Linked DNA regions of Mus musculus: all the other regions are linked to region 2. Evidence: chromatin loops called from intact Hi-C (ENCODE). Cell type or tissue: heart. All regions are shown on one strand.

What was found. Hi-C counts contacts between places; a loop is a spot of excess contacts. Peaks named below come from ENCODE experiments on the same cell type or tissue, not always from the same donor. Only the 100,000 strongest peaks of a DNase experiment are listed, where the experiment ranks them.
Region 1: it touches region 2 in a loop (4-fold over the local background); 23 of 42 quality-filtered maps call a loop at or near these places.
Region 3: a loop joins it to region 2, with 2.8 times the contacts of the local background. A loop is called at or near these places in 3 of 42 quality-filtered maps.

What each region holds. Positions count from the first base shown.
Region 1 is chr8:127,329,652-127,334,651 of GRCm38, reverse strand. The region is part of intron 5 of Pard3 (par-3 family cell polarity regulator); the gene reads right to left. Among named protein-coding and RNA genes, the nearest start is that of Gm9909, 120 kb to the left of the region's middle. In heart, a CTCF peak has its summit at 2,721 (motif pointing left); a DNase peak (open chromatin) is centred at 3,691.
Region 2 is chr8:128,361,474-128,366,473 of GRCm38, reverse strand. It overlaps Nrp1 (neuropilin 1), which reads right to left. Exons shown (of 17, transcript NM_008737.2): 2 at 3,081-3,255. Among named protein-coding and RNA genes, the nearest start is that of Mir1903, 4.7 kb to the right of the region's middle. In heart, CTCF peaks have their summits at 2,838 and 3,042 (motif pointing right); DNase peaks (open chromatin) are centred at 3,043 and 4,793; H3K4me3 peaks cover 2,870 bases; H3K27ac peaks cover 1,388 bases.
Region 3 is chr8:127,960,426-127,965,425 of GRCm38, reverse strand. No RefSeq gene overlaps it. Among named protein-coding and RNA genes, the nearest start is that of Gm32590, 160 kb to the right of the region's middle. In heart, no CTCF peak of the experiment used is centred here; no DNase peak of the experiment used is centred here.

The DNA of each region.
Region 1 (5,000 bases), 1.0 Mb after region 2:
CCGACACCACATAAAGGCAGATAACTGTTTGTTTGTATGAGAAAGAGTCTTTCTCCCTTTGTAGCTAAGGCTAGCCCCAAAGTCCTGATCCTTTTGCCTCAGACTCTGGGGTGTGGGATGCTGGGCCACCTTCCAGACCGAGGATTGTCACTCACTGCCCAGTACTTCTTCAGTGTGTGATGAAAATCTAAGAGTAGGCGGTGTGTGTCTGGAATCACACAGGAGATAACAAAGGGAATACATTGACAACTCTACCATTCCTGCATCAAAATTCTCAAGGTCCCAAGAGCATCCCACCTTCTTCCTTCCTTGAGAGAAGTCCTTTTTAAAGAATCTATGTATCAAGACAGCACAGAGTGCACGGCTGGCAAGACAACGGTGCCAGTCCTTAATGTTTAATTCCTCCAAACACGCACTTTCCGTGCAATTGTATAACGCATGGTCTGAGGTCTCCAGATAAAAATGCTGTTAACACAAAAATAGATTAAAATAGCACCTTACCCCAGCATTGATATAACAGGAGGATCGAAGGTGTTCTAATTTGTTCACATAGGATATATGTACCTAAAATAATACTGAGGACCTAATTAAAAACACCTCTATGGGGTGTAGCTAAGCTGCAGGCTGTGTTCTCAGCATGTATAAAACCCTGGGTTACAGTCACAGATGCCCTCTGCATCTTTTTCCAAAAGTGTAATTTGAAGAGCTGTTGGACTTTAAAGAGCCCCACCCGGGTCTCCAGAACTTTATCTATTCTTCATCAAATCTCACCCAAAACAAATGACCCCTAATAACAAGCAGAGGTGGGAGGGGGGGGAAGAGAAACAGAACAATTCTAGTAAAAAGAAGAATAAAAATGTCAAGCCTATGTGATTTAAATATGGAAACAGACAGCAAGGGGGAGAAGGTTTAGGGACAGTTAGCACAACTCTAGATTCAAGAGAGAAGAAAGTCCAATGACTGAGATTTAAGTACAAGAAGGATCGAAAGTCAAAGTTGAAAAAGTTCTTCCATAAAAAGTCTGATTTGATGCATGCAAATTCTGAATATTTAACATTTCTCAAATGGTACTGAGTTTCAAAGGCCAATCTTTCTGAGTTCAAGACCAGCCAGAGCTACCTACGAGGTATTATTTCAAAAAACAACACGACAAGCCACCCTCTACTTGCTCCTGAAGGCATGGTACCATTTGAAAGAACACACGGCCTCCAACTGTGCCTTCCTGTGGGAAGGAGGGAGACGGGTCTTTGGGAGAGATGTTTGTATTTCCACACCCACGAGTAATGTCCAACTTTCAAACTATGAGTTGATCATATGTGAAAAAAAAATCCACCTACATCTTTAAAACACCTTTAAGAGGTGATGGTGGACCAGAAGATGCCACAGCCACTGCGAGGTCACCCAGAGATACAGGAGATCATTTAAAAGTGAAAAAGTATCAGAGTGGAACCGGGGAGATGATTCAGTGGGCAAAGTGCATGAAGACTCTGGCTGTATTCTCTGAACCCACATGAAAGTCAAACTGTCCTGGTGGCTTGTTTGCAATTCCAGCACTCAGGAGGCTGACAGAGGATCCATGCATTGGACAGATTGGCCAACTAGACTAGTCAGATCCAACAGTTCTTGGTTAAGTGAGAGTATGCATCTGCCTGGGTAAAATAAAGTAAGTGTGTGTGTGTGTGTGTGTGTAGGAGTGTGCAAGAAAGGAAGACACAACATCAATCTCTGACTTCCATATACACGTGCACACATACCTACACAAATGCATTCATACTGCATGGTTTTAGACCCTGGACAAGGGACTAAGGTACAAGTTTTATCAAAGCAGACCTGGCCTCCAAGGTTCTCCTAGTGTCCCTCAGTCCCTACAGTCCCTACCTGGCATGCCCTGCCCCAGCCTTGAACTTTCCCACCCAGGGTCTAGGCTGACCTTCCCCAGAAGCGCTACTCTATATAATTCAGACATTTTGCGATTCATATTCTCTCTCTCTCTCTCTCTCTCTTCTTCCTCCTTCTCCTCCTCCTCTTCTCTCTCTGCACACAAGTCCTTTCTCTCTTTCCCCTCTCCCTATGGTGACTCCCCTGGCTTCAATCCTTAGAGCCAGTGAACTTGCCAGGGAGTAACTTCCCAGTACACCTGCCTTTAATACGATGCAATCTGGCTTGAATTGGCTCATTTCACTGGCAGCAGAGAAATAAACCTATCACTTACAGACATACATATATACATGCAACACACACACTAAAAGGGGAACAAATAACAAAATGTTATGGGTACTGGTATTTTAGCAGACGTTCAAGGTCATCGTCAGCTATACCGTGAGTTGGAAGTCAACCTGTGATACATGAAATCTCACCACAAACAACAGCAATACCAAGAGTGTGTCCGTATTAGCCCTACTCTGTCCATAAGTTGTACTGTATTCCACAGGGAAGAGGAAGGGCTTGCAAATAGCTTACATGTGTAATGGACACTTAGGAAACAAAAACAACAACAATTGGTGTGGGATCATTTTTACATCGGAATCAATTCAATTAACACTTCTGTGGAATATCATAATGAACAGTATTTCCTTTCTATCAGAAAATAACTCCAAGGGAAGAAAGATGGCTCTGCAGTGAAAAGCTCTGGATGCCCTCCTGGATGACCTGGTTTCAATTCCCAGATCCACATGACAGCTAAGGAGGGACTCCAGTTCCAGGGACTCTGCTGCCCTCTTCTGGCCTAGTTGAGCACTGCATGCAAATGGCACATAAACTTTGTGCAAGGAAAACATCCAAACACATTAAATAAAGTTAAATAACTTTTTTTTAATTAGAAAATAATTTAAGGGTCTGGAGAAATGGCTCAGTGATTAATAGTGCTCACTCATAACCACCTGGAACTCCATTCCCAGTGATATAATCCCCTCTTCTGACCCCTGCATGCATCTACCCACACACATGTGGCAGATGCATAGGCAGACAGGAAAGAATTTCAAAATCACAACATGGTTTTCATATCAAATATCTATATGAATTAGAAGTGTTTCTTGGGGAGGGGTGGGTGTTGACTAAATAAAATGATCACAAGAGTCTAAATCTTATGCCAAGCATATTGATGGTGTGCTAGAATTTATAGTATATGCAATTTCTGTAAACGGACACAAAATCATACTGTCCCTCTAGTGAGGAAAAAAGCAAACAAATGCCTATACAGGTGAAACTTTCCCAGCTCGCAGCCATAGATGATAGAACAATACATTTACAGTCTAGCGAGAATGAAGAAACCCCTGGATCTAAAGAAAAAAAGCTCTCAGAAAAATCACAATGTTTTCACTACAGAGTGCTTACTGTTAGGCCCAATTCTAATGTCCACAAATTATCCAACACAATCAAATATTTTGTTCAAATACCATTTGCAAAGGAAGCAGGGAATTTACTTAGTTGTAGACATGAAGAATAATTTAATGTTTCCTTGAGAACAAAATTGACAGGTGTCTTGGACTTACATCAACATTTTTGGATTTTTCCTCCCACCCCCCCCCCATGTCCTTTTAAGAACCTCACTTAACTGGGTCACAGCAGCTCAGCAAAGCTCAGACAGACTCCTGGGCTCTCCCAGGATTAAACAGGACCAGCTCTCAATCAGCAGAGCTCATTAGGACACACAGAGATCGGCAGGGGCAGCTGATGGTGCAAGCTGCTTAGCTCTCACATCCGAGTTCAATTAGGAGGCTGTCCCCAAGGAAGCGCACAGGCCAACACTTAGATAAGAAAGGCAGTGTCCTCCATCACTTTCAAAGCAGGACCACGGCTTCACACAGACAGACTTTCCGTCTCTCTTCAGCCCTCAGGCCTTTCCTCTGTAACATGTCTTCAGTCTTCCCTGTCACAGGCAGGTGCTATATAACAAGCAGTGTTGTCAAGAAGTATCAATTGTATAACCGCACAAATCTCGAATAAAATTTATATGTATGTGATGGCTATTCTTAGTTGTCAGCTTCACTACCTCTGGATGCTATGGATAGGTAAAGCATGGTGACTGTCTGGGCTGTGTCTACGTGGACACTGGGAGAAGCCACGGCAAACTCACTTTGGTAACGTGGCCAAGAGGAGGGTGGTGGGCAGAAACACAGATGTCATCCTGAGGGGAAGGATCTGTCAAGGGACAAAAGAGGAACCAAGCCTCTGTACTCTAAGGGGCAGAGCCTGCGTGAGGAAGGCTTGTGGGGGGAGGGGGGCTCCAGTTGAACAAACACCCACTGAAGGAATGACTGGAGCAAAGAGATTTGCAAGGGAGAAACCACATGACTGACAAGGCAAGCAGGAGGGAAGTGAAGACCTTGGCACGCCAAAGGCCATTGTTTCTTTAGAGGAACAGGGGCAGAGTGAGCACCCACAGGCAAATCAAGACATCTAAGGGGGATGACAGTGCCATCACACCATACTTCTGTCTAGGTAAAAGTTAAAGCACAAAGGGCCAGTTAATGAGTTTCTTCTTTGAACCGAGAGCATTGGACAGGACAAGAAACATGTTTACCAGAGGGCTCAACTAATGAATATCAACATTACAGTTTCATTTCTCAACTTGGAAATTGTAACTCTTGAAGAAAACAAGCATGTGTGTGTGTGTGTTTTGGGGCTGCTCCATCACCCAGCATTGTAAAGACTAAATCATCAAAATTAGGAACTAGTATGTGCTTAGCTTAGAGAAGATAAAAAATACTGCCCCGTATGAAAAGAAATTCAAATGTCCCAGCCCACCAATCTCTTCAGCTGGATGTAGTAAAAATAACCACACTTCTCTCCAGTAGTTTAATCTCTACATAGTTTCTCAGCTACTTAAAAAGTCTGACTTAGCTTGTGCTGGAGAGACTACTGGGTTGGTAGAGTACCTTGGAAACACTCACAAGGGTCTCACCTGAGACCTGAACATCAGAAAAAGCAAAGGGGAAAAAGGCCCCTCATCAATACAGAACCATCACAGAAATATCACAGGCCACACAGGTGGCCAAAAC
Region 2 (5,000 bases):
GTCTATAGTGCTTCCAGGGAAAGTGATGGGTGATGTACTGAACTCAGTTTCATAAATGCTCTCATACAGTCAGAAGACGAAACAATGCAGGCTATTTCTTTAAGAATCTCTGCGTGTTCCACCTTCTCAGAGAATTATGAGCACCTGCAGATGAGGCTGTGCCTCTGAGCACATCTCAATGAACAGCACTAATTGTAACAATGACCAGAAGCCATGTATGATCTGGAAAGATGGGGGGAAGGGAGGCCATTCTTAAGGTGCTTTCCCTGTAACATTTTGAAGTTTTTCATTGTGAAAAAGGTAACGTGGCTACACTTTAGAATGAGGCACAAAGGCATTTCCCATGAGCAGAATACTCCTGCCTTCACCAGAGTGAATAATCAGCTTTTAAATGCTGGTGGCTTCTTCTAGGGCACGGAGCCTGAACTGTGATGATTAAGAGATCATTTTATTCTACAGCAAACAAAACTTATAAACAAACCTCCCCAAATCTCACCACCACATAATCTTCATGGAAGCAACCTTTTCTTAAAGCTTAAAGTGTGTACAACGTATGTGTGTGCATGTGTGCCTGCCCCTGTCCCACAGTGAATGTGAGGAAGCCTGAGGACAACTTGTAGCAATAGGTTTCCTCTTTCATTCATTTGTCTCCCAGGGATTGAATGCAGTCACTCAGGCTTAGCAGCAAGTACTTTCAATTACTTAGCCATCTTGCCAGCCCCTGATTGTCTTTTTTTTTTTTTAAAGAAGGAAATGAACAAAATAGGTGGTCCTCCTTTCCTGTCACATCCTACCCTGTATCATGACAAATAACTATGTAAAGTTTCCCATACATCATTTTCCACCATCAGTTTCTTGAGGCAGCCTGTGTATGCATGTGTTAGTGTACATACTGTGTGGGGGAGGAGACATAAAAGCACTATCTACACATAGAGTTTATCAGTTAGCATTGCTCCCAAGCTTCTACTGCATGATGTCCTGGGCTCAGCATGCGCCAGCTCTCAGAACCATTGCTGTATACACATTCCCCTCCTCCTTTTTTTTTTTTTTTTTGCAAGTGTATATGAGGTGATGTCACACAAGAAGTTGGAAAATGTCCACAGGTGGAACGATTGAGACATGAAAATGAGCAAAATCCCAATCCAGGACCTGATCTGCTTCCTCCTCAGCATGGCTGATGAATGTTTGTTACCACACCACCTCTGATGACTAGGACTACTCAGAGGACTTCATTCTGTCACACAGTTACCTGGTCATACTTTCCTGGTCAGAAATCGGTAAATGTGAGCTTATTGAAATCTAAGAATACTTTATTTTGAAGGGAAGCATGTGTTGCCAGAGTTTCTTGAAAATATCTCCTATAGCAGATTGTCAAGATGTAAAAAGATATACAACAACACAGTTTCAAAGTTATTTACACTATTAGCACTATAATAATCACTACAAAGAATATTAATAAGTCTGGTGTGGCTCAGTGATGGAGCCCTTACCTAGCATGCATGAAGCCCTAGATTTGACCCCCAGAACTTCCAAACAACAACATATTTGAAACAATGCCCTGTTTTCTAGAAGGCACTGGAACACTATTAATTCTACAATCTAGCGGTTGGGGATTTAGCCCAAGGTAGAGCCCTGGGTTCAGTCCTCTGCTTCCAAAGGGGGGGAGGGGAGACAAAATAAAAGTCAACCCAATGCTGGGACTTGAATAAACTGGAATCAGAATGCAGGCCTGTATGTCAATCATTCACAGATGCATCCTCTGTCTATAGGTTTCTGTTAATTCACTAGACAATGAATAAAGCTGAATAAAGTAGAAATCTTGATAGCCTGACTATGGAAATCTGGTTGTCACCACACTACAAAATCAACAGATTTCTGAATCCTTTGTGCATGTGGGAATGTTTTCATATCACTCTGTTCTCTACAAAAGAATAAAAGTATGAAACAGAGCAGCTTTCACCATTCAAAATGTCTCCAACACGGCTAAGTTCAAAGTAAGAATTGGCCCATGTCTTCATCAAGATTACTATTCAAGCTCAAACTGGAGACCTAACTCCCTTAAAGTACTTCAGAGTGAAATCATATGGGATCATGTGGGCAAGACACTAAGAGGTTGTCCTGGATGTGGAGAGCATTGAGCTATGAAGTCCACCTCATACAATGCAAAAGCAGAAATACCACATCTACAACCAGGATTTCCATTTAAAGTGTATGGGCATCATTTAGATGGTCTCTACAGTAAAATGTTACTGGGATAATGAAACTTTTCATAGACCAATATTTAGTAACTTCAAGTTGAAAGAGACAGACAGGTAAGGCAGATTGACTCTAACCCGATACACACCTAAATTCTCATTGCATTTATGCATTTTAAAAAGTCATATTCATAAACATGTCCACAATTAACCTAATATTTGAAACTCTTGCTTAAGCTCAGCACACTAGCAAATGTCTGCACTTGGGAGGCAGAGACAGGTGGATCTCTAAGATCAAAGCCACCCAGAACAACAAAATGAGTTCCAGGACATCTGGGGCTACATAGTGAGACCCTGTTGCAAACAAATTATCAAACAATCAACCAACCAAACAAAATAGCGATAATAACAAACCCTTTAATTCACTTGCTTTTTTCATGTCAAACTCGATACAATCTTTCAGATCAGAGTGCTGGAGTAGCTCCTGCCACAGAGCTATAGTCCCCAGCCATGAGAAATCTTCTAAAAATCATTAAATGCGCCACAGATTTGTTTAAAAAACACCCGACTCCACCATCTGCAGATCATGTATACTGGTGACCCACAATACTTAAGAAAACACAAGCCTTTTCTCAAAACCCTTTCCAGAAAGAACCACACACCACACATTTCTTAACAAAAGATTTCCCAAACCAAACGTGTCAACAGAAGGAGGACAAACATTTAAACACAGCCTGACATATTGGGTGAACTCAGCCACTTGTAACTTCATTTCCACACCACTCACAATTGAGCTCATCCGGACCCGCTCATTTACTTTCTCAGCACGGATACTCATGACCACTAGATGGTGCTATGGCGCCCTGTTCAAACTCCCTCACTTACTTGCAGTCTCTGTCCTCCAAATCGAAATGTGGGTTGAAGTTGATCATGATTCTCTGGTAGGGTTCCGGAGCTTGGATTAGCCATTCACACTTCTCACTTGGATGGTAAGAATGAGGGTAACCGGGAGATGTGAGGTACCCTGGGTTTTCGATTTTTATGGTCCCGCCACATTTGTCTGCAACAAAAATGACATGTTAGCAGATCTCTTCCCTGCAACCAGTTGAGTCTTCTAGCTTTACATGTGTATTGACAATTAGCAAACATTCTGTCAGTTAAGAGAACTCCAAAGTGTCCCCCATAAACCCTCCGTGTGACCCTAGACACAAAGTACACCACACCACTAAGGAACACTCTTTAATCTGCAGGAGCACCACATCCACAGAAAGCCTACTGTGATCTGAGATGCTTTTCCCTCACACCCAAACTTCCTTCCAAAGAAAGAGGTCTTCTAGCATTAAAAACATTAAACCCCCTCAATTGATGTTAACACAGCCCCCTGGGAGCTCCTGCTAGACTTAATTATCTTCCAAGAAGTGTAATCACATTAAGGAACCGCTCTAAGTGGAAGGTGCCTAAAAGATGCTGTGCCACTCCTTGCAAGTGGCTTTTTGATGATAAGCCTGGTCAGTGTCATTGACCAGTGGGGACTGTCTTCCAGGACTTTGATTGGCCTGAAGCCTAACCTCCTTTTGTTGTTGTTTTATCTGCCTGTAAATCTAAGTGATTTTGAGTTATCTCTGCTTTTGAGACTCAAATCAGCAGAGAACAAAGTGCAGCTGGTGATGCAGAAAGAACTCGGCTTTACTTATCCAAGTTGTTCAGCCTTGGAGACCAGATCAAAGCAATGGGGCAGAAAGAAAAATAAATAGCCACACAGCATTAATTCTAATTACTAAATGTTAGGGGAAGCCTCGGCCACTGAGGTCTGGGTATCACAGATGGTGAGCTATGTCTTCACATCCCAGGAAAGAAAAGCTCTCCAGTTTTCAACCTTTACTGAAAAACAAACCACCACCACTACAAAACCTCAAATGCTGGAGTGACTCTCTAATAGCTAAATAAACCAGACTCTGGGCTGGTTTACAATTCAGCATAGATCGCTACTGTCACTCTCTATTATGGGTTTCGCACAGGAGAGCCACAGCCTGCAAATGCCACCCCATTTATTGATGCTTAATTTTAGGCAATAAAAATTTGGTGCATAAACTATGTAGGAAGTACAGGTATGAAATATTGAAATGTATAAGCCTATCAATCACAAACATCCAGTAATGGTATATATAGATTTTAATATTACATCTAATAGATTCCCTGTGGAAAGAGAATGGCATTCTTTGCTCTCAGCATGAATTTATAAATCTAAGGAATTTTATTACAGGAAAACCAGGTCAAATGGAAATGAAAGATGAAGTGCACATCAAAAATGCATAAAGCTACATGCATTACAGAAGTCATTTCCCATAAATTAAAAAGAAGACAATATAAATTATGTTGTTTTCTCCAATTGCTAGATGTTTCTGGCTGTTTCTTAGATTGGAGTGGGTTGGTCCTACAGATTCGCTTCCCATTGGTTTTTAAAAGCTTTAGGTCTTCAAGAAGAACTAATGTTGCAACCAACGCTCAGAATCTCAGCTAATGACGTTAGCCAGCTCAGTGGTGTGATTCTGCAGAGGCTCTGGCATTATTTTGTTTTGTGCAGAAATCTTGGAGAGTGACCCCCTCAGCCCCACCCCCCAGCTCATTAAGTCACTCCAGCTCTGTGTAGCCACCATGGCATCTGTTAGGAGAGAGAAATAAAACAGTCGACAGATAGTCACTTCAGAAGACAGTGAGGTGGGGTTGGTACCATACCAGAGCACTTTAATCTGTGACTTCTGAGAAAGTGACAGTGTAATAAGATAATGTGGACTGCTGGACTCC
Region 3 (5,000 bases), 400 kb after region 2:
CCAGTGTGAAACACTCAACAGGTTAGGCTTTGTTGGTCCTGCACCCTACATGGCATGAAACTGCATGGTTTATTCAAGCGCTGTGTTCTTTATTTGTTTGTTGTTGTTTGAGTTATGTTTGTTGTTTGTTTCAGATAGGGTCTTACATCATCCAGGCTGGCTTTAAGTTTGCCGTGTAGTTAAGGATAACCTGCACACGTGATTCTACCTCTGTCTCATAAGAACATGCTCAACTCAGGCATTTATTCTTGAAGGTTGACTACAGCCTACTGTCTTCCCTTTCTATGTGAGTTTGTTACAGAGTTGCCATAGCTATTTACAACATAGACCAACAAAGCTCCATTGCTGAGAAAATACAGCTGTTTTTCCTCTGAAATCTTAGAGCAGGATAAGTACAAATAAGGACAAATCAAGTATAGATGAGCACTCCAGAGGGTAAGACCTGGATATGCTGAGTCATGCCTGGGCACTTGTCCCTGCTCTAAGTTCTATGGTGTTGAGAGTTTCTAGTGGAGGGACTCTGGCCAGCCTGAGTGTGGCAAACATGGCAAATTTGGCAAACATGGCACTAACAGGCCTTGCCCTTCTTCTCTATTCCCTCTGTCCTACTAAAAGCCAACTGATTACATTCTTAAAGCTAGCCGTGAAGGATTATACCTTCATTTGACCATTTCCTCCTGCTGAGGCTGACTACCCAGGTTCAGCTATCAAAGTATTGAAGTCCAACAATAAATGCCTCCGTTGTCTGCCCTAATTAGCATGCCTAATCAAAATTTAAAACCTTATTGTAACATGGGATTTCCTGTTGTACCTTTATAAGCCACCATTTGCTTACAGGCCAGGTCTGCCTCCTCTCTATCCAGAAGTCGTCCTTTGTTCTGACTCCAGGACAAATATCTCTGCCTCCTCTCCTTTGTCCCCTTTCCTTCTTCCCCATCCTTTATCTCCTGTCTCTGTCTCTTATTCCCTGCTTTTTGTCCTTCTGGGTCAAACAAATCCTCTTTGTGCTGAGAACTTGGTATGGGGGTTCCTGAGCCTCTACCAACCTTTACACTTTACACCAAGAGACAAAACTGAACAGACAGAGCACATAGAGCACACCTCTCCTACAGACCAGGCAGGTTCTCATGATGTAAACAGAGCTTGAGACGTGGCTTTACAGGAGCTTAGCAAGCTAAAACCTAGCACTGGTCATCTTAAGGACTCAAGGGTTAAGCACTCCACTCAGTTTCTAGGGACTCCTCAAATATTAACACCTCCTTCTCACTTCCCTGAAGGATGAACCCCACTCTGGAAAGACCTGACACTAATCATTGAGGATTGTTCCAGGATCCAGTGTTTATTAATATACCTTCCTCTTCAGTTCAAAATGTTTTTAATCTTGTAAATCAGTAACTAACCAAAGTGATTGCTGCTGATTTTAAATACTTCGTGTTGTTTTTAATGGGTTTTCCAGAGCTGGGATTTGATGAGCATACATGTAATAAAAACACATCCTCCTCCTATCACTTTTTTCCCTTAAATACATTTTCCGTGTACGATTTGGCAAAAAGACAGATACTCATAGAGTGAGTCCTTTTGCTGTTTATATCCCTCTTGGCAGAGCTCCAGTGAGCATTTAGTAATGTATTAATCTGTCCGAAGAGAGCTCTGCAGGCCATGGAGTTTCCCTGGTGCACCTGAAAACTCAACTGAATGCTTATAACCCTAGCTGAACCAGAATGTGTATTTTCAGTGTAAAGTGAGTTCACGGATCCGTATGGTCCCCTTCCACTTACTTACCAGTAAAGCTGAGGGTTTTGGTTTGGTTTGGTTTTTTTGATGTTGTTTTGGTTTTTTGGTTTGGTTTGGTTTGGTTTTCGGGGGTTTTGAATTTCTCAGCCCTGGATAGAGGGTCAGGGAGCCACTTGTCCTCTAGACACTACTGTAAATTCTCCTTTACTCACAATACATCTTAGCCACACCGGTCAGATTCACCCATGTATTTGTAAAATGAGCAAGGAAATGAAAATGGCCGGTGTGACAGTTATCTCTTCATGGGTGATGACTTCTAATAGAGGTGACAGGGACAATATAGACTAAAATTTCATAAGCTGAATGGGTTAGGCAAAACAAAAGAAAGAAATGAAATGAAAAGATGATAAGTTCTGGATATTTTTTAACAAGCAAATAAAAAAAACAATCATTTTATCTCTCTTTATTAGATTTGATGCAAGTCTAGGAAATGCTGCATGCTGTGTCTTGAATGTGAAGTATCCTCCAAAGAATGCTTGATCCCCAGCTTGAAGCACTGTTTTAGAAGGTCCTAGAAGCTTTAGGAGATAGAGCCTGGTTGGAGGAAGTGAGTCATTTGGGGGAGGGCTTGAGATCTTATCACCGAGCCCCACTTCCTGTCTGCTCTTTGTCTCCAGACCACAAACACAATCCAACTCAGTGAATTCACATCTTAGTGAGTTCAAAGCCAAAATAAACACAACCAGGATAAAGATGCATGGAGAAAGATTTCTTACCTACAGAGGCAAGGAATACTGAGAGTTCTTTCCAAAGCAATATTATGAACTGACTAAGCATGGCAATTTTCCTGGGGGTGGTGGTGCTGGTGGGCGTGGTGGGGGTGGTGGGGATGGTAGGGGTAGTGGGGGTGGTGGGAGTGGTGGGGTTGGTGGTGGTGGTTGTGTAGACATATTCATATAGAGATAGGCCATTCCTAAGCATGCTCAGTTTATAAGCATGTGCCTGGGCATGCCCAGTTTGTACTATGAAGTTTTATCTAAAATAAAGGTACAAAGGAGGCTACCTATGAAAAGTACCTGCCCTGCTTAATAACTGACATGAACGCAAAATGACCAACTAACTCAAATGCCTGGCTCCATCCCTTCCTTGCCATGAGGGAATGCATTATTACACCCAAGACCCCCAAATATCCTCTTCCCTTGACAGCTATTGGGCCACAACAAGGAAAGTGCCTAAGACATTATATGTTTAAAGTAACCTAATGGCTTTTCTCAGCATATGTATGTGTCATCCTCAGGTCTTCCAAGGAGAAGGGTCCTTCCTGCCTTGCTTGTTCTTGTGTCATAAGCTAACTATGTGAGGTGCCAGGTGTCAGTTACACAAAGGAAAAGGTGCTGGTGTCAGGCCTAGAGTGGAGCAATTGCTTCAAGGAGTTTGAAGATAACATTGTTGCCTTCCATGTACTCTTGCAGAATGGCCTGAATGTGCTCTGCTCAGGCAGACATAATTCCAAAAGCAATATCTACCGTTTGACGGCCTTGACATATCAGCAAAGTTAAACCTATGAATGAAAGCATTTGAAGTTAGATTTATGTGCATGTGAGCACATGCATGTTATGTGTGTGTGTATGCACATGTGTGGGCATGCTCAAGTATGTGTAAAGAATTTGCATACAAGCACAGTTATGTAATAAAGACCTGGTTTGGTTCAAAAAATATCTCCAAAGAAACTCCTGTGGATAGGATTTCCTTAAGGTGCACGTTACCTGTCAGAAAGTCTGTGCATCTGTATTGGCTTCCTCCCATTGGCTTTGTTTTATTCTTAGAAACCAAAGGTGTTTATCCTCAATGATCTTCAATGAAGCCTGAGGTTCAGCCCCTGTCTCCCCTCATTGCCTCTTCCTGAAGCACAGAAGCATTTTCTCAGAGCACACCAGGTGCCATTTTCATATTCTCAGACATACTTGAATGCATTAACACAAATGCTAAATCAAAACAAGGCAAATTCCTGATTGTTGCTGGGGATCCAGACCCAGACCTGACTCCTTCTGATTGCTCAGGAGTTATTTTCCCAGTCCCTGAGAAGGGACTGCCAATGTGAGGGTGACTTGTTCTCACTGTCCCTGAGGTGGGACAGCCAATGCTATTCTTGCCACCCCTGAGGCAGGAAAGCCAATGCTAGGGTTACTTGTTCTTGCCACCCCTGAGGTAGCACAGCCAATGCAAGGGTTGCCTGCCATTTTAGCTATTGGTTGATGTTCATTACACCATTATTTCCTCTGGCTTGTTAGATAATGACATATCCAATCACCAAATTCATGCCAGTCCCACCAGATATCACTCCAGCCAGGCCAGAGCCCCTTGGATCCCTGTGGATAGTGGTATGCAGATAGATAGATAGATAAATAGATAGATAGATAGATAGATAGATAGATAGATAGATAGATAGATAGATAGCACCTGAGGAATTACACCCAAAGTTGACCTCTGGCCTCCATATACACATATTTATCCAAATACATCCCCCCTCCCCACCCTACATGCCTGCTCCATAACACAGAATAAGAAAATGCACATGCTCACAACAACTGCATGATCCAGCTCGTTCCACCACCCTCAGCATTTGGAGGGTAGCATAGACAGTACCAGGGATCTCTGCTATCACAGGGAAAACAAAAACTTACTATCCAGGTACTGGAAGATTGGGGCTCACATCAAGGTGTGTTGGGGTTGTTTCTGGGTGTGACCTTCTCCTCACAGCTCAGCCTTCTCATTGTATCCTCCAAGGGCTCTCCTCTATGTTCATGCATCCCTATTGCTGTCCCCTCTTTTTACAGAGATACCACTCTTAATAGGACTAAAGTCCCACCCTCATCAGCTCCCTTAACCTTAATATCTCTCATGGAAGGTTAATCATAATTGTCAACTCAATTGGATTTACAGACATATCTCTGGGCATAACTATGAGGAAGTTCTCTTATTTGAAAAAGGAAGATGCACACTGAATTATGGCAGAACCATCTCACTGGATAGGTTCTGAAGTGGACAAAGTGTACTGAACACTGGTGTTCATCTTTCCCTGATTCGTGACTGTGGATGCCATGTGACCAGCTGCCTCATGCTTCTTCTGCCATGCCCTAGTCATCCATGGTGAACTGTACCCTCAAACACTGTCTTAGTCAGGGTTTTACTGCTGTGAACAAAAACCATGACCAAGGCAACTGTTTTAAAGAAATTTAACTGGGAATGGTTTACAGCTTCAGAGG